Linked DNA regions of Homo sapiens: region 1 is linked to region 2. Evidence: chromatin loops called from intact Hi-C (ENCODE). Cell type or tissue: heart left ventricle. All regions are shown on one strand. Links, peaks and the distances in the headings refer to the core of each region. The heading gives the core; the rest is flanking DNA.

Evidence for each region. Peaks named below come from ENCODE experiments on the same cell type or tissue, not always from the same donor. Only the 100,000 strongest peaks of a DNase experiment are listed, where the experiment ranks them.
Region 1: it touches region 2 in a loop (1.8-fold over the local background); 15 of 110 quality-filtered maps call a loop at or near these places.

The regions. Positions count from the first base shown.
Region 1 is chr19:40,573,124-40,582,033 of GRCh38, forward strand. SPTBN4 (spectrin beta, non-erythrocytic 4) reads left to right here. Exons shown (of 36, transcript NM_020971.3): 36 at 2,288-3,341. The coding sequence ends at 2,446. It overlaps SHKBP1 (SH3KBP1 binding protein 1), which reads left to right and starts at 3,750. Exons shown (of 18, transcript NM_138392.4): 1 at 3,750-3,862; 2 at 4,108-4,161; 3 at 4,273-4,318; 4 at 4,434-4,507; 5 at 5,031-5,089; 6 at 5,339-5,419; 7 at 7,201-7,362; 8 at 7,443-7,533; 9 at 7,623-7,813. The coding sequence starts at 3,777. RefSeq lists silencers at 3,139-3,228, 3,579-3,758, 3,779-3,848. In heart left ventricle, for the core only: no CTCF peak of the experiment used is centred there; a DNase peak (open chromatin) is centred at 3,678; H3K4me3 peaks cover 1,616 bases; H3K27ac peaks cover 356 bases.
Region 2 is chr19:40,524,062-40,532,971 of GRCh38, forward strand. It overlaps SPTBN4 (spectrin beta, non-erythrocytic 4), which reads left to right. Exons shown (of 36, transcript NM_020971.3): 18 at 4,980-5,070; 19 at 8,564-8,710. Among named protein-coding and RNA genes, the nearest start is that of SHKBP1, 48 kb to the right of the region's middle. RefSeq lists a silencer at 5,117-5,436. In heart left ventricle, for the core only: CTCF peaks have their summits at 5,197 (motif pointing right) and 6,320; a DNase peak (open chromatin) is centred at 5,250; H3K4me3 peaks cover 1,252 bases; H3K27me3 peaks cover 1,067 bases.

The DNA of each region.
Region 1 (8,910 bases), core at 588-8,587, 49 kb after region 2:
ACGGAAAGATCCCATCTCTATGGGTAATAATAATAATAAATTAGCCGGGAGTGGTGGCACATGCCTGTGGTCCCAGCTACTCAGGAGGCCGAGTGGAAGGATCACCTGAACCAGGGAGGTCAAGGCTACAATGAGCTGTGATTGTACTATGGCACTCCAGGCTGGGTGACAGAGTGAGATTCTGTCTCAAAAACAAGAGGGGGTGGGTGATCTAGGTAGAGGGAACTGCAAGTGCAGAGGACCAGAGGTGCAGTATTGCAAAGGGTTAACTGCTGGAGGGCAGAGTTCATGGAAGAAGGTCCCAGAAAGGTTCCCAGGAGATAGGTGTCTCAGGACAGGATGGGCCATTTGGAGGAGATTGGATTTTTTACCTAAGGGCACTGGAGAGCTAGGGGGGATTACAGTGATGTGTAAAAAAGATTCCTGGCTGGGCGCAGTGGCTTACGCCTGTAATCCCAGCACTTCGGGAGGCCGAGGCGGGTGGATCACCTGAGGTCAGGAGTTTGAGGCCAGCCTGACCAACATGGAGAAACCCCATCTCTTATGGTGCATGCCTGTAATCCCAGCTACTCGGGAGGCTGAGGCAGGAGGATTGCTTGAACCCGGAAGGCAGAGGTTGCAGTGAGCTGAGACAGCGCCATTGCACTCCAGCCTGGGTAACAAGAGCAAAACTCCATCTCAAAAACAAAATAAACAGGCCGGGCATGGTGGCTCACGCCTGTAATCCCAGCATTTTGGGAGGCCGAGGCGGGCAGATCACAAGGTCAGGAGATCGAGACCATCCTGGCTGACACGGTGAAACCCCGTCTCTACTAAAAATACAAAAAAATTAGCTGGGCATGGTGGCGGGCGCCTGTAGTCCCAGCTACTTGGGAGGCTGAGGCAGAAGAATGGCTTGAACCCGGGAGGTGGAGCTTGCAGTGAGCTGAGATTGCGCCACTGCACTCCAGCCTGAGCGACAGAGCGAGACTCCATCTCAAAACAAAACAAACAAACAAAACAAAACAAAACAAAACAAAACAAAAAAAGATTCCTTTGGCTACCTGGGTGGGTAGCCCAGGCCGCGGCCAGGGCAGGGACCCAAGTGGGAGAGCGCATGGCTGGGCCACACAGGCCTGTGGGGAGAGGAGGAAGAGGAGTCTGAGAGAGGCAAGCATAAAGGTGGTTTGAAGAGATGTTGAGAGTAATAACTAACACTTGTTATCTCATTCAATCTTCACAAGATGCAATGAAGAAGTGGGCTTTTTTTTTTTTTGAGACAGAGTTTCTCTCTTGTCACCCAGGCTGGAGTGCCATGGCGCAATCTCAGCTCACTGCAACCTCCACTTCCCGGGTTCAAGCGACTCTCCTGCCTCAGCTACCTGGGTGACTGGGATTACAGGCTTGCGCCACCATGCCCGGCTAATTTATGTATTTTTAGTAGAGACGGGGTTTCTCCATGTTGGTCAGGCTGGTCTCAAACTCCTGACCTCAGGTGATCCACCCGCCTCAGCCTCCCAAAGTGCTGGGATTACAGGCATGAGCCACCACACCCGGCCAGAAGTAGGCCTTTACCCACTACATGCCTTCTTTTACTTATCTGCACAATGAAGATTAAAAATAGTTTCTTGGCCTGGCATGGTGCCTCACACCTGTAATTCCAGCACTTTGGGAGGCTGAGGTGGGCAGATCATTTGAGGTCAGAAGTTCAAGACCAGTGTGGCCAACGTGGCGAAACCCCATCTCTACTAAAAATACAAAAAGTAGCCAGGCATGGTGGCACGTGCCTGTAGTCCCAGACACTCAGGAGACTGAGGCACAAGAATCTCTTGAACCTGGGAGATGGAGGTTGCAGTGAGCTGACATCGAGCCATTGCACTCCAGCCTGGGGGACAGAGCAAGACTCTGTCTCAAAAAAAAAAAAAAAAAAGTCTCTTATCATAGGGTTACTGTGAGAATTAAATTGCTCCATGTTTAATTGATACATGATAAACTGATACTTAGCACAGGGCCTAGTAAATATCAGTGCTCTAGTAGTGCCTGCCCATATTATTATCATTGTTTGTGTCATTTATCTCTGTAGTAGGAAGTATATACAATCCTATTGCATAGGTTTAAGGGAATTAATCCACTAAAGTGTTTGGAACAGAGCCTGGCACATATTGCTATGTAACTGCATCATCATCATCATCCCTTTTTAATAGATGAGAAAACTGAATTTCAGAGAGGGTAGTCTGATCTGAAATTCACCTATTATTCCAGCTTCTCTCTTCCAAATACGGCCTCTGTGCCCTGTTTCTTCCCCCAGGAGGAGATGAACGGCTGGCTGGAGGCTGTAGCTTCCTCGGTGGCGGAACACGCAGAGATCGCCCGCTGGGGCCAGACACTACCCACTACTTCATCCACAGATGAGGGCAACCCTAAGAGGGAAGGCGGAGATCGCAGGGCCAGCGGGCGCAGGAAGTGACTTCCCACCCCCAGGACCTGACACATCTCGTCTCCCCTCTTTTCCGCACTGTGGGCACAAAGACACTTTTTCTTCCGCAGGGGCGGGAGCCCCTAGTTCCAACACTGAGGACGCGTGACATGGTGGGCACCGGAAAGGAGGGGACTTCTCCTGCACCCCAAGAAGTGGTGGGGAGATTGCTGCCCCTATAGCCATATCTCGGCCCCTTCCCACTCACCACCCCCACCCCAGGTGCTGGGGGTCCCTTATTTTTATGCAATAACTGAGCTTGATGGGGGTGGGCAGGGGGCCAGTTGAGCCAAGCCCCCAGCCCCGATCTGCAGATCCTGCCCCAAGAAGCTGGGGTGGTGGGGGCAGTAATTCCTGCCCCCCTCTCTGCCCTAGGGATGGGCACGGGGGCGCTGGTGAGGTCCCCTGGACCATCCAGGGTGCTAGGGGGCAGGGAGGGGACACCCCCTCCCCGCCTTTACCTCACTTCCAATGCTGCCTTGATCTCTGTCTGGGAGGGGGGAGTGAAGGGGCCCTAGCCCCCTGCACTCCGCCGCCTCAGAGCCATGCGGTTAATTCCTGACTTAGTTTATTTTTGCAAAACGTCGATCTCCTCCTCCCCCGCCCCGCATCCGCGAAGGCTTTTAATGGGAGGGGCGTCAAAGCTCAAAACTGTTTTCCTCTCTCCTCCCCCCTCCAGTTGTAAATGCCACTTCATGAGGGGAGGGGCGAGGGGAAGCCCACCCCTGCATGCTTCTGGCTGGAGCACCTCCCTGGGGAGTCGGGGGATTGGGTTGTGGGCAGTCCCCATGGCCGCCTGGAGAAGCCGCTGGGGCCCGGGGGTGTGGGGCGGTGTGGCGGGCGCACACTGTATGTACCTATAATAAACCCTTTGGCTTTGACGGTCTATGGTCCTTTGTTTGGGTTTTCTGGGCTGCGCCCGGGAGGATTGAAAGGAGGGCTGTGGTGGCTGTAGGGGTGGGTGCGGGGTGGGGAGAGGGGCACGGGGGTACCGTGGCTGCGGAGAACATCCAGATGTACCCTTTTATGTGGACTTAATTTCGGGGTCTAAACACACGCCCCTTGACGAGAACCTAGAGGGATGGAGAATATTTCGTTATGCTTCGTAATAAACTTCCCCAAAGGAGACTCCGGGTCCGCCCCGTCAAGTTCAGGAAAGGCGGACCCCTTTAAGGAGGCGGAAAAGTTAACCGCGATGGGCAGGCGCTCTGTCCAATCGCTAGTGACTCCTGGAGTCTCTGGCCCAATGAGCAGCCTATGGAGGCGGGGTCCGGGTGCACACCCGGAAGTGGGTGCGGGCCAGCCGGCTCGCCCGGGGGCCATGGCAGCAGCGGCTACTGCAGCCGAGGGGGTCCCCAGTCGGGGGCCTCCCGGGGAAGTCATTCATCTGAATGTGGGAGGCAAGAGGTGAGTGTGGGAGACTCCTGAGGTCCCATCCTCGGGGGCGGGAAGCGGGGTGGGAGTATCCGCCTCTCCTGGGGGAATCCCTGTCCATCAAGGGTTGCTCCGCCCCCCCCCCCTTTGGAGGCGCGAGATTCTGGAAAAACGCCGGGGGAGGGGGAAGGGGAGGGAACCCTGGATCCTGCGGGAGGGGGACGCATTCCTCACCCGCTCCTCTTCATCTCTTGCGTCCGTTTACCTTCCCCGCCCAGATTCAGTACCTCTCGCCAGACTCTCACCTGGATCCCAGACTCCTTCTTCTCCAGGTGATCGGGAGAGCGAGTTTGGGGCGAGGGTAGGAGGGATGGAGAGGGCGTGGGAGACCTAATATCCACTCCCCCGGCCCGTGACGCCTGCTCGGTGTCCCTTCCCTGCAGTCTTCTGAGCGGACGCATCTCGACGCTGAAAGATGAGACCGGAGCAGTGAGTCGGACAAGAACTGAAATGGGATGGGGGGGAGGGGTTGGTAGGAAGAGGGGCAGGACCCCACTCAGTCCTGCCTTTTACCCCATCCATCCTCTGCCCCCCTTTCCCGCAGATCTTCATCGACAGGGACCCTACAGTCTTCGCCCCCATCCTCAACTTCCTGCGCACCAAAGAGTTGGATCCCAGGTTGGCATGGAAAAAGGGGAGGGAGTCCCTCACTGTCTTCAGTCCCTGAGGAGTTCTTTCACCTCCTCTGAATGTCCACGTGAGCTCCATTCTATTAGAATTCTCATTCAGAACCTTGATCACAGGCCGGGCGCGCCGGGATTGCTCACGCCTGTAATCCCAACACTTTGGGAGGCCGAGGTGGGAGGATCACTTGAGCCCAGGATTTGGAGACTAGCCTGGGCAACATAGCGAGACCCCTTCTCTAAAAAAGCAAACAGGCAAAACTTCATGAGAATCTTGATCATGTTAAAATTTTATGTCCTTCGATTTCTCCCTACACACACACACACACACACACACACACACACACACACACACACTCAACATTTCCTCCACCCATATCATCACTCCTTAGCATCTTTATTCCATCAAAACTTTCTACCCCTTGACATTCTCTGTGCAGTTTTGAAAATTACCCTCTCAGCATTCTCTGTTCACCCCCACACCTAGACCCTGACCTCTAGTCAATTCTACTACCCAGGGGTGTCCACGGTTCCAGCCTCCTCCATGAAGCCCAGTTCTATGGGCTCACTCCTCTGGGTAAGTGGGAGCCCCCAGCTATCATCCTCATTGTATAGAAAACCAACTCTGTGATGCTACCTGCCCCTCTTCCCCTTCTCTCCTGAAAGAGGGCTGGGGTAGAGGTGGGAGGACTGGTTATGGCCCTGGCCGGGTCTGTATTCGTACTGGGAGGAGTATTGGTACTCTGTGTAGAAAGAAATGGGGAGGGGGAAATGGGGTGGCCTCAGCATCTCCCTAAGTCCCAGCCTTTAAGTCCTCCTGTTGCAGTTCGTCGCCTGCAGCTTCGAGAGGAGTTGGATCGATCTTCTTGTGGAAACGTCCTCTTCAATGGTTACCTGCCGCCACCAGGTAGGCACTCCCAATGGAATGGAGGGGCGCGGAGGTGGGCCAAAGACTACATTTCCCATAAGGCTGCAGCTCTCGGGTGCCTGTGCTGTGCGTCCTGAGATACAGTGGGAGGTGTAGTTCCCTATCAGATGCTTGGGCTGATGCTTGGAAAGGAAGTTGGACACAGCATTTCCCATGAGACAATGGGCCAGCTAACTCTTGAGGCTCAGAAGGATGTCCTGGAGCCCCATGGGAGTTGTAGTCCGGGTTTGGTTTCTTTGTAGGGGGGGCTTTGGAAGACCTGGGATTCTTCGTATGGAGGGGAGAAATATTAATAGGAAGTTATTGACAGTAATGCCCATGATAGCCAGCCCACTGGCCATGGAAGGTATGCCCCAGTGGTTATTGGAACTAGGCTTTTCTGATTGGTAGAAGTAACAGAGTAGGGAAATTTCATCTACAGCTTTATTTCCCTAACTGCAGTCAGCACCTGCTACCTTCATGAAAGTTGCCAGATATAAAGATCTGTAGTAGTACTTTTCCAACTTAGTTTTATCCTGTTTTCCGAAAAACAATCATTTATTTATTTATTTATTTATTTAATTTTATGAGACAGGGTCTGGCTTTGTCACCCAGGCTGGAGTGCAGTGGTGCGATCTTGGCTCACTGCAACCTCTGCCTCTCAGATTCAAGCCATCCTTCCACCTCAGCTCTGCCACTGAGTAGCTGAGACTACAAGCACTCGCCACCATGCCCGGCTAATTAAAAAAATAATAATCATTTTAAATGCAAGCTTTATATTATAAATACAAAGTAAACATGAAAATAAAACCCAAACATAGCAGTGTTATTAAACTCTGGCCTGTAGCAGTGGCTCACACCTGTAATCCTAGCAGTTTGGAGGCCGAGACAGGTGGATTACTTGAGACCTGGAGTTTGAGACCAGCCCAGGTGACACAGCAAGACCTCATCTCTACTAAAAATAAAAAAAAATTAGCCAGGTGTGGTGGTATGCACCTGTGGTCCCAGCTACTTAGGATGCTGGAGTGCGAGGATCGCTTGAGCCCAGGAGGTCAAGGCTGCAGTGAACTATGATCACTCATTACACCCCAGCCTGGGTGACAGAGCGAGATGCTGTCTCAAAACAAAACAAAACGAAAAACAACTCTGGCTAGATGCTATTGCTTGCCAAGGGTGCAGTCTTCCATTTATTAAAAGTGAAAATTAGGGCCAGGCACATTGGCTCATGCCTGTAATCCCAGCACTTTGGGAGGCTGAGGTGGGTGGATCACCTGAGGTCAGGAGTTCGAGACCAGCCTGGCCAACATGGTGAAACCTTATCTCTGCCAAAAATATAAAAGATTAGCCATGTGTCGTGGTGGGTGCTTGTAATCTCAGCTACTTGGGAGGCTGAGGCAGGAGAATCACTTGAACCCAGGAGGCAGAGGTTGCAGTGAGCCAAGATTGTGCCATTGCACTCCAGCCTGTGCAACGAGCGAAACTCCAACTCAAAAAAAAAAAAAAAAAAAAAAACGGAAAATTAGGTAATACTGCAGATTCATTAATATCACAGCAGCACTAAACTCAGTCTTCCTCTGTGCTGGGCTCAAGGGAACTGAAAGGGAAGTAACTTGCTATGTGGTTCAGTGTCATTTCATGCTGTGTCACTGCACCACTTAAAATCTTCACCCGGAGACTATGTCCCACACATGGGGAAATCAATCACCGTCATATTTTAAGTGCTTGCTGTGTGACAGCCACGATTACAATGACTGTTACTCTACCTCTTATTCTCACTGTAGTGTTCCCAGTGAAGCGGCGGAACCGGCACAGCCTAGTGGGGCCTCAGCAGCTAGGAGGACGGCCAGCCCCTGTCCGACGGAGCAACACGATGCCCCCCAACCTTGGCAATGCAGGGCTGCTGGGCCGAATGCTGGATGAGAAAACCCCTCCCTCACCCTCAGGTACGTTTCTATCTCGTGGAAGGTTGGGGCAGCTGTGGGGTCCCTGTGACCCTCTTCTGATCCCTACTCTTCCCCTCAAGGACAACCTGAGGAGCCGGGGATGGTGCGCCTGGTGTGTGGACACCATAATTGGATCGCTGTGGCCTATACCCAGTTTCTAGTCTGCTACAGGTGCTTGGGGAGGGAGTGGCAGGAGGTCCCAGCCCTGTTGATGGGAAGGGCATGCGGTGAGGGTTGGTGATGTCCCCTCGATCCTACAGGTTGAAGGAAGCCTCTGGCTGGCAGCTGGTGTTTTCCAGCCCCCGCCTGGACTGGCCCATCGAACGACTGGCGCTCACAGCCCGGGTGCATGGTGGGGCTTTGGGTGAACATGACAAGATGGTGGCAGCAGCCACCGGCAGCGAGATCCTGCTATGGGCTCTGCAGGCGGAAGGCGGTGGCTCCGAGATAGGTATGACCCCAAGCCTTTTCCAGAACCCTCTGTCCTTTAAATTCTACTGCCTGTTAAAATGACCCACCCCATAAAATCCTCAAACCCATAAGAATTCTCTGCTCTATTAGATCTGTTTGTGTCATTAGAATGCTCCAGCCCTTCAGAATTCTGTATCCTGTTAGAATTCCCTGGCTTCCTAGAAAAATCCACCCACATACAATTCTCCCTCCATCAGAATTCCCTGCCCTGTTAGATCTCTTGGTTTTGTTAGAATGCGCTATTCTGTGTGGCCATGAGAAATGTCTGACTTGGCCCGGTGCGGTGGCTCATGCTTGTAATCCCAGCACTTTGGGAGGCTGAGGCGGGCAGATCACTTGAGGTCAGGAGTTCGAGACCCCCTTGGCCAACAGGGTGAAACCCAGTCTTTATTTCAAAAATACAAAAAAATTAGCTGGGTGTGGTGGCACGTGCCTGTAATCCCAGCTACTCAGGAGGTTAAGGCAGGAGAATCACTGGAACCTGGGAGGCAGATGTTGCAGTGAGCTGAGATCGCACCACTGCATTCCAGCCTGAGCGACAGAGTGGACAGAGTGAGACACCATCTCAAAAAAAAAAAAAAAACAAAAAAAGAAATCTCTGACTTATGGCTGGGCACAGTAACTCACATCTGTAGTTCCAGCACTTTGGGAGGCCATGGCAGGAGGATTGCTTGAGGCCAGGAGTTCGAGGCTGCCGTGAGCTATGTAAGCCATGATTGCACCACTGCACTCCAGCCTGGACAACAGAGCAAGACCCTGTCTCAAAGCCACAGCAACAAATCTCGGACTTATTAATCTGTCCCCAAATAAATCTCAGCCCTCGTAAGAATCCCCTGCCACCAGTGGAGGTTTTTTTGCCTTATTGCAAATCTCAGTGCTGTTAGAATTCCAGACCGTTTTAGAATCCCATACCCCATCAGAAATCTTCTGGCCCATTTTATCTTCTCTAATTCCTGCTGGAATCTTCACTTTTTTTTTTTTTGAAATGGAGTCATTCTCTGTTGCCCAGATTGGAGTACAGTGGTATGATCTCGGCTCACTGCAACCTCTGCCTCCTGGGGTCACGCAATTCTCCTT
Region 2 (8,910 bases), core at 601-8,600:
GATTAGCGGCATGAGCCACTGCACCTGGCCTTAAGTGGATATATTGTGAAAAGGTAACCTGAGGCTGTCAACCCAAAAGATACAGAAGGATATACAATGAAAGGTTTCTTTCTTAAGTCTGCCCTGAGCATGGGATAGCTGGTCCTGTTGTTAAAATGTTAGGCTGGGTGCAGTGACTCATGCCTGTAATCCCAGCACTTCGGTAGGCTGAGACGGGAGGATTGCTTGTGCTGAAGAGTTCCAGACCAGCCTGGGCAACATAGTGAGACCCCTTCTCTAAAATTAAAAAAAAAAAAAAAGCTGGGCGTGGTGATGCGTGCCTGTAGTCCCAGCTACTCTTGAGGCTGAGATGGGAGGACTGTTTGAGTCCGGGAGATTGAGGCAGCAATGAACTGTGATCATATCACTGCAGTCCAGCCTGGATGACACAGCAACATTCTGTCCCCCCTCCAAAAAAAAAATGTGTTAACTTACTTCCCTAGATGCCTCATTATCCATCCTGCTCTTCTGCACCCTCCTTGGGAACCCCCAGACCTCCCCAGATCCAGCAGCTAGAGGCCAGGCACAGGTGTGTTCCAGCTTTCCAGATGGGACAGTGTCCCCTGCCAGGCTGGTTGTCAAATATTTTGCATAAGCACCTCTTCCTGGCCCCAGCCACTCTAGGAAGCATGCAAAGTGAGTGTCTGCATGTCTCTGTGTCTCTCTCATCTCTTGAACCTCATTGTTCTCTGCTTCTGTCGCCATCTGTCTCTTGCCACCACTCTCTTGTCTGTCCTTGCACTAATCAAGCGAAGATATTTATTGAGCATCTACTGTGTGCCAGGCACTATTGTAGGTAGGCACTGAACAAAACAACACCACCACCTCCAGCCATCATGGGAAGTCCTTTCTCATCTTCCAGACCCAGTTCTGTCTGTCATTAGAGCTGTTTCTGCTCCTCCTGGTGACCCTAAATTTCTCCTCTCAGGCTCTCTGGCTCTCTCCGGCATGATCCAGGCCAGAAGGGGACCCAGTACCCCTCCTTCTGTCTTCCCATCTCCTGACAGAAAGCATCCCTGGTCACTTCACTGTGCCACCCCCAGCCCCAGGACCGCTACCCCTTTTCTGTTTACGGCTCAGACATCCTTTCCCTAGATTTATCTGGGGCAAGGCAGCATGCTTCTAAAGGAAACTTTTATGGGAATTCTGTTCTTGAGGATGCAAACTCATCATTTAGTGCCCCCTTTTCCATCCAGGCCTGGATCCTTCCTTTGTTCCACTTTTTTTTTTTTTTTTTTTGAGACAGGGATCTTACTCTGTTGCCCAGGCTGGAGTGCAGTGGTGCAATCATAGCTCACTGCAGCCTGGAACTCCTGGGCTCAACCAACTCTCCTGCCTCAGCCTCCTGAGTAGCTGGACTATAGGTGTGAGCCACTGAGCATGGCCTGTTCCACATTTCTTGAGCACCTGCTGCATGCCAGGCTCAGCAAAACGAGGAGGAGGAGCCCGGGGGACTGTTCATTCCATGATTCATTCATTCATTACTTTTCAGTCATTCATTAATTGCTCCTTTCACTCTATTGTTTATTCACTCATCCTCCAGTCAATTAAACATGTACTGAGCCCGTGCTCTGTACGGAGTGGGGGTGTGTTCACAGAAATGACCAGGACAGAACATGATTCCTGCCTCACAGAGCTCGAACGTTATCTGACAAGGATGGCCCAGAATGCTCGGGGCTGGGATGGAGGAAGTCCAGGCAGAAAGGTCAGGGCCCGGATGGGAGACGTGCAGCCGCTGTGGGAGAGGCAGCATTTGTCCCAGGCTTGTGGTGGGTGAGGTGTGGTCACAGAGGGATTGAGACGGACTAATCTCTGCACCTTCCCACCATCCCAGTCATTTATTTGTCTAGGGACACATTTCCCACCCTGTGGGAGGAGTGGGAGGAGTGGGAGGAGTTTCCACATCCGCCAAGGGGGCAGAGCCATACAGAGCTGGGGACTGGGGCCCTGGGGCCCTGGGGGTCTTAGACCTGGCTTCACCCCTGAATCCGTGACATTCAGGGCAAGTCACTTAGAGCTTCAGCTTGCCTGGCCCCTCACCTGGAACCTGTGTGTGAGGTGCTGTTCTTTTTTTTTTTTTTTTTTTTTTTGAGATGGAGTCTCACTCTGTCACCCAGGCAGGAGTGTAGTGGCGCGATCTCGCCTCACTGCAACCTCTGCCTCCAGGGTTCAAGCTATTCTCCTGCTTCAGCCTCCTGAGTACTGGGATCACAGGAAAGAGCCACCATGTCCAACTAATTTTTGTATTTTTGGTAGAGACAGGGTTTTGCCATGTTGGCCAGGCTGGTCTCAAACTCCTGACTTCAAGTGATCCACCTGCCTCGGCTCCCCAAAGTGCTGGGATTACAGGCGTGAGCCACCGCGCCGGCCGCTAGGTGCTGTTCTTATCTGCGTTTTGCATGTGAGGCTCAGAGGGGAAAACTGACTTGCCCAGAGTCATGGCCAGGAAGTGCCACAGCCTAGATTTGAACCCTGTTGCTTTCTTTTCTTTTCTTTTTTTTAAAGACAGGGTCTTGCTTTGTTGCCCAGGCTGGAGTGCAGTGGTGCGATCACTGCTCACTGCAGCCTCAATCTCCTGGGCTCAAACAATCCTCCTGCCTCAGCCTTCTGAGTAGCTGGGACTAAAAGCATGTGCCACCTTGCTCGGCTAATTTTTCATTCTTTTTTTGTAGAGATGAAGTCTCACTATATTGCCCAGGGTGGTTTCAAACTCCTGGGCTCAAGCAATCCTCCTACTTTGGCCTCCCCAAAGTGCTCGGATTACAGGCGTGAGCCATCGTGCCCGGCCTACTCTGTTGTTCTTTCACCCTCATGGAGACTCAGGGTCTTCCTCATCTCTAGGACTGATGCTTGACAGTTTGGCTGCTGAAGGCCTGGAAAGATTGATTTCAGCTCAATTTCAGAGGCATTTTATCTTTCCTGGCTCCTAAGCTAAGTTGGGCAGGAGGCAGTCAGTGCTTCGCTTGCTTGTCTCAGGCCCTTCCTGTTCCTTCTCTCTGGTTCTGTCTCTGCAACTGTCTCCTATACACTCTGTCTCTTTGCTTCCATCTATCCATCTATTTCTGTATCTCTGTTTCCTGCTCCCTCTCTGTTTTTCTCTCCGTTTTTCTCTCCCTCCATCTGCACCTCTCTAACCCTGTCTTTTCTGCCTCTGTCTTTCACAGATACTGTACTTTTGTTTCTCCCATCTTTTTTCTCTCTGCCACTGTGTTTCTTGCATTCATTCATTTAACAAATATAAGTCGAGCGTGTACTGTATGCCAAGCCCTTTTTCTAAGCATTGGGGACACATCTATGAACAAAACAGACAAAAATCCCTGCCCTCATGGAAATGATATATCCTAGCATGGGAGACAGCCAAGATAAATAAGTAACATATAGCACGTGTTAGATTGCGTTAAGTGCTAAGGAGAAAATTAAAGAAGGGAAGAAAGCCAGAAAGTGTTGGGGAGTGGTCAGGAGGGACCTCACGAAGAAGGTGATCTTTGAGTAGATGTTGGGGGAAGGAGCATTCCCAGCAGAGGGAACGGCTAGTGCCAAGGGCCTGAGGCTTGCTCAAGGCACAGCGAGAAGGGCAGTACAGTTACCACAGAGTGAGGGGGAAGAGTGCAAGGAGAATAAGAGTTTGGAAAGGTGGGGGTGTGGGGCCTGGTAGGTCAGAAAGGCCTCTGAGATTGGCCGAGTGCAGGAGCTCACTCCCATCCCAGCACTTTGGGAGGCCAAGGCGGGTGGATCACTTGAGGTCAGGAGTTCGAGACCAGCCTGGCCAACATGGCGAAAACTCGTCTCTACTAAAAATACAAAAATTAGCCAGGCCTGGTGGTGGGCGCCTGTAATCCCAGCTAGTTGGGAGGCTGAGGCCGGAGAATCGCTTGAACCTGGGGGGTGGAGGTTGTAGTGAGCCGAGATCACGCCACTGCACTCCAGCCTGGGCGATGGAGCGAGACTCCATCTCAAAAAAAAAAAAAAAAAAAAAGGACTCTAAGGACTCTCATGGAGACCCTGGGAGGATCTCTAAGGACTCTCATGGAGACCCTGGGAGGATAGTCTCATTCTCTCTCTCTCCCTGGGGGAGACAGATAGCAACAGGACAGGGATGCATGGGAGCCCATGTGGGATGCCCCAGCCCCATCCACCAGGCCTCTTGGGCACTTTGCCTTGCACTGTGGGCAGGAGGCCAGACTGCCCGGGGCCCATGGTCCCAGCCGGCTCCAGAGTGGTACGGCCTGGGTCCAGCCTGGTCAGTTCAGTCAGGCCAAGGGCCTCGCTCTGCCTGCAGGAGTGCCCACTTCAGCTTCTCTGCGACTCTGCTGTCATCTCTCCCCACACTCTGCTCTCTTCCCTCTCTCCAACTCTGCGGCCCCCTGGTCTGTCTGTCGTCTGTGGGGCTGTCTTTTCCTGGTGGCATTTGCCACTCCTCTGCCTGTCTCTCTCTGGGCTGTCCCTGACCGGACTCCTCCTGTCACTTTCCCTCTCTCTGCCTCCTCTCTTTCGTCGTCTGCTGCTCCCTGAGTTTCTTTCTGGCTCTGCCTTGCTCCATCTCTTTTCTCGTCTTTTTTTATTCTCTCTCTCGCTCTCTTTCTGGTGTCTCCTCTCACTTTCTCGTTTGTTTTGTTTTGTTTTTGTCCCTAGGTATGTCTGTCTTTACTTCTCTGTTATCTTTCTCTCTGGACTTGCCTTTTTTTCTCTCCGTCTATATCTCTTTCTTTCTAAGTGCCTGTCTCTGCCTCTCCCTTTCTCTTCCTCTGTCTGTCTCTCTCTCTGCCCTTCTTCAGCCCCGTCCCTGCGTCCCTGGCTTTGCCCCACTAATTCCTCCCTCTCTCTTACATATTTTCCACGCCCTTCTTCCCCTACCCAGCCCAGTGCCCTCACAGTCCTACTGCCAGCGCCGCACCCCCCAACCCGGGGCCTTTCCCCAGCCCTTATCTCCCCATCCCCAGGAACCAAGAAAACCAGTTACGGGCCCAGCAATGGATGCAAAAGCTACATGACCAACTTGAGCTGCAGCACTTCCTCCGAGACTGCCACGAGGTAGGAACTCCAGGTGTGCTGGGGACGGAGACATCCCCTTTAGTCGGGAGGGAAGTGCTTCTCGGCCGAGGTGGGGGTGGGGACGCCCCGTCTAAGTGGGTCGCGGAGCGATGCTCGCTCTAAGCCGCCAGGGGGCGCGCGGAGCCGGGTCTCAGTGCGCATGCTCCGCAAGTCCCTGCCCGCCCACGCCGACTCCGGGAAACGAAGGAGGGGCCCCGGGCGCCCCTGGCAACCGCGCGTGTCCGCGCCTACGGGTCCCGCGGGGACGCGCGCTGATCTCACCTTTCTCTCCTGAGATTTGTGAGAATCGCTCTACCCCAGGAGAGGGGCGGGGCGGGCGGTGGGGATAAGGGCCGAGGGCCGTGGGGGGGCCAGCGGCCCTGCGCCCTCCTGCAGCCAGCGATGGCTCTGAACCAAGCCCTCGCCCCTTTAAAGGTGTTCAGTAATCAAGCCCCTTCCCTTAGGGATGATCTGCACACATTAGGGACGATCTCCCCTAATCCGAGATGGTCCAGGCCCCCTTCCTTATTAGTGACGGTTCAGGAGACCTGCTGTCTTCCCCTCCTTCCCTTGCATTCCATAGAAACGATTCTAGACTTTGGCCACATTAGAGATGGCCTAGTAAACATTTTCCTAAACCCTAAACAGAGCTAGGCCTGGCCCTGAGCCCCTCCATCTGTGTGACCCAGGATCATCCCCTCCTCCATCATCACCCCGTACCTAAGTTTCTTCCAACCAAAGCTGGTTCAGGAACCAGGTCTAACCCCTAAACCCCTCAGCCTCAATTAAAGACGATTCGACCCTCCCCCCTATGTTGAACACCCATGGGAGATTGTTCTCTCCGCACACGGAATAAACAAGGGCCTCCATACCGTGCCCCCCTCCCCCATAACTGGGGTAGGCCGGGACTTGAGCCACTGGAGGAACCCCCTGTTCCCCCTCGCCCCCACTGGAGATTGTGAGATGTTCCAGGTCGCCCTCCCATATCCCCTGTCCACATGTGGTGGCCAGGAGCCCGAGCTTCTTCCCATTAGAGATGGTTCAGGAGGCCCCCACCCAGCCCCTCACCATAATCCCCACTCCCTTAGTGAGGCAGTCCAAGCCCCAGGCGCTCCCTCCCGGCATTAGATTTGGTCCAGGAGCACCCCCCATCCCTCATGAGATTGTTCTGGATCAGGCAGCAATCATCTGAGATGGCGCAGAAGCCCCCCACCCGAAGCCTTGGGGCGAGTGGTGGTTCCTCCTGCACCCCCACCTGGGGCCCCGCAAAGAGGCGGGCAGGGAGGCAGGCAGGGGGCGCACGCGGGCGGGCGCGCGGCCGCCGCGCGGGGGCGAGGGAGGGGGCGCGCGGCCGCCGGAGCCTCAGCCTTCGCCGCCGCTGCCGCTGCCGTCGCAGTTGAGGGGCGAGCACCCGCCCGCCCGCTGCAGGGACGCCCCGCCAACGCCACTGCCGCTTCAGGTCTCGGGGGCGCCCAGGGGAGGGGGTTGGCGCGCACCCCGCGGACGCAGACAGGGGAGGGGGCTCGGGCGCGTGCCCGCCCGTCGTGGCCGCGGGAGGGAGGGGCGGGGCGGCGCGGGGGCGGGCCGGGCAGGCGCCCGGACCCCCACCCTGGGGGAGGGGCAAGGACGCCGGGAGCTGTCCGCGGTGCTGGCGCGGGCGGGACTGAGGGGCCGGCCCCCAAGGGAGGGGAGCGAAGCGGGGGGACTTCTAAGACCACTTCTAGGGTAATCTGGATTTGCCCTAAGGGTTCAGGGCGTCTCAGCCTTTCGAGGGGGGGCTCTTCTCCGGGTAATGGGGCATCTAAGATTTGCCCTGGGGTTGGGGGTTTCTCAACCTTTTGGGGGGTTTCTTTCTTGTTTTGGGAGGATCTGTATCAGCCTTGGATGATGGAGGTGAATCACTTTTGGGGGGCTCTGCCTTGGAAGATGAGGGGCCTTGGATTTTCTCTGGGTCTAGGGGGCTCTGACTTTGTGGGGCTTTTCCTGGGTTGTTGGATAGTCTGGTTTTGCCCTCCATCATGAAGGAATCACTTTTGAGGGGGCTTTACTTTGAGGATGGGGTACCATCTCTTTAAGGGCTCTGCTTTCACTGCGGGCTGTGGTTGCCGTTGGACTCTTCCCTGCACGTCGGGAACCTGTGAATTGAGTTGGGGGGTTCAGCACTGGACTTGGTTCTAGTGTGTGTATGAAGGAGTGTGATGCTGTCCTGGACCCCTGGGGAGCACATGCTCAGGGGACATGGGCTGGGGTTTGGCCGGCTGGGGATCTGGGATTTGTCCTTGGCTATGACTGCATTTGCCTCCCGGGACCGCGGAGCTGGAGTCCAGTGTTTGTTTTTTTTTTTTTTTTTTTTTTTTTTTTTTTTTTTGCAGGAGGGAGGAGGGAGGATCTTGTGACTGGAGTGGGGAGGAGAAAGGGGAGGAGCAAACTGTTTCAGGTGCCAGGTTTGGTCATGAGTGGGGAAGTTCTGGCTTGGAGGATAAGTCTGGTTTTTTACTGGAGGGGGTTGGGGGAGGCTCAAAAAGCAGCCTGTGATTGATCCTCTCTAGTGCCGTGAGAGGGGCCCACTCTTGGTGCTTGCGTTTTGGATGACTGGTTTTGTTGGTGGGTAGGAGGACTAGAACTGGCTTTAGTTGTAGGGGTGGGGGTGCTGGCCGGGCTTGGGAGGTCCGATCTGATCCACGATGGAGAGTCTGTGGCTAGATTTTGGGGTAGACTGGTTTGGAGAGCCAGAACACAGCTTTGTTTTTCACATTTGGCTGGGGTTGGCTTTGGTTGAGGGCTAGAACTGGTCATGGTTTGGGGATCTATGGTCTTAGAGTCCCAGGGCTAGAACTGGGGAGCCCTGTGGGCTCATTAGGGGTGCTAGATCTCGATTATGGAGGATGGGTCTACTCCAGATTAGAGGGTTAGTTTAGAGAGAGCTAGAGTTGGCTTTAATTGGGAGGTTGTTTGGGGGGTTTATCTGGCCATACTGGAGGAACTGGGGCTAGATATGGGGGCTTCATTTGATACCCTTGGGAATGGGTTGAGGCTCTTGAATTGGTCCTTATTGGGGGGTGGCTAAGATTGAATGAAGTGTCTAAGTGTTGCTATGGGAGGGGTGGTCCTGGGGATGAATTGGGAGTTAGCTAAATTGGGTTGGAGAGCTTGTTTTGGGGGGGGTGATCTGTCCCCAAGTCTAAGAGGCTGACTGGCCCTGCCTTGGGGGCTTGTGGGGAGTTGAGGAGGGCTTCCCTCAGGACAGGGGACAGGGGAGCAAAGGATTGGGCATTCTGGGGACCCTTCCATCCATCCTCTATCCAGGAAAGAGCTTGAGCTGCACCCACCCCCAATATAAAGGCCTCACTTGCAAAGGTTTTTTCATCCTTTCCTATTCCTTCCACCCATACACCCTAGCAGCCCAGGCCCTGAACCTGGGACTTCCTGAAGGGATGGGGGGCTGTGGCAGGTTGAGGGGACCAGCTGAGCCCTCCTGCCCTGTTCTGCACAGCTGGATGGCTGGATCCATGAGAAGATGCTGATGGCGCGGGATGGCACGCGGGAGGACAACCACAAGCTGCATAAGAGATGGCTCCGGCACCAGGCATTCATGGCCGAGCTGGCTCAGAATAAGGAGTGGCTGGAGAAGATCGAGCGGGTGAGGAAGCTGATGGCCCCTCTGCCTGTGCCAGGTGCAGGAGGCCTCCAGGGAGCCCACGTCTCACCTGCTGCACCCGCTGCTGCCATCCTGCTGGTCTTACACCTCTGGACTGACTCAAATCAGCTCCAGATCTGCTCCTAGCTATGTGGCTTTGAGTGATTCATGTAACATCTTTGAGCCTCAATTTGCTCATCTGT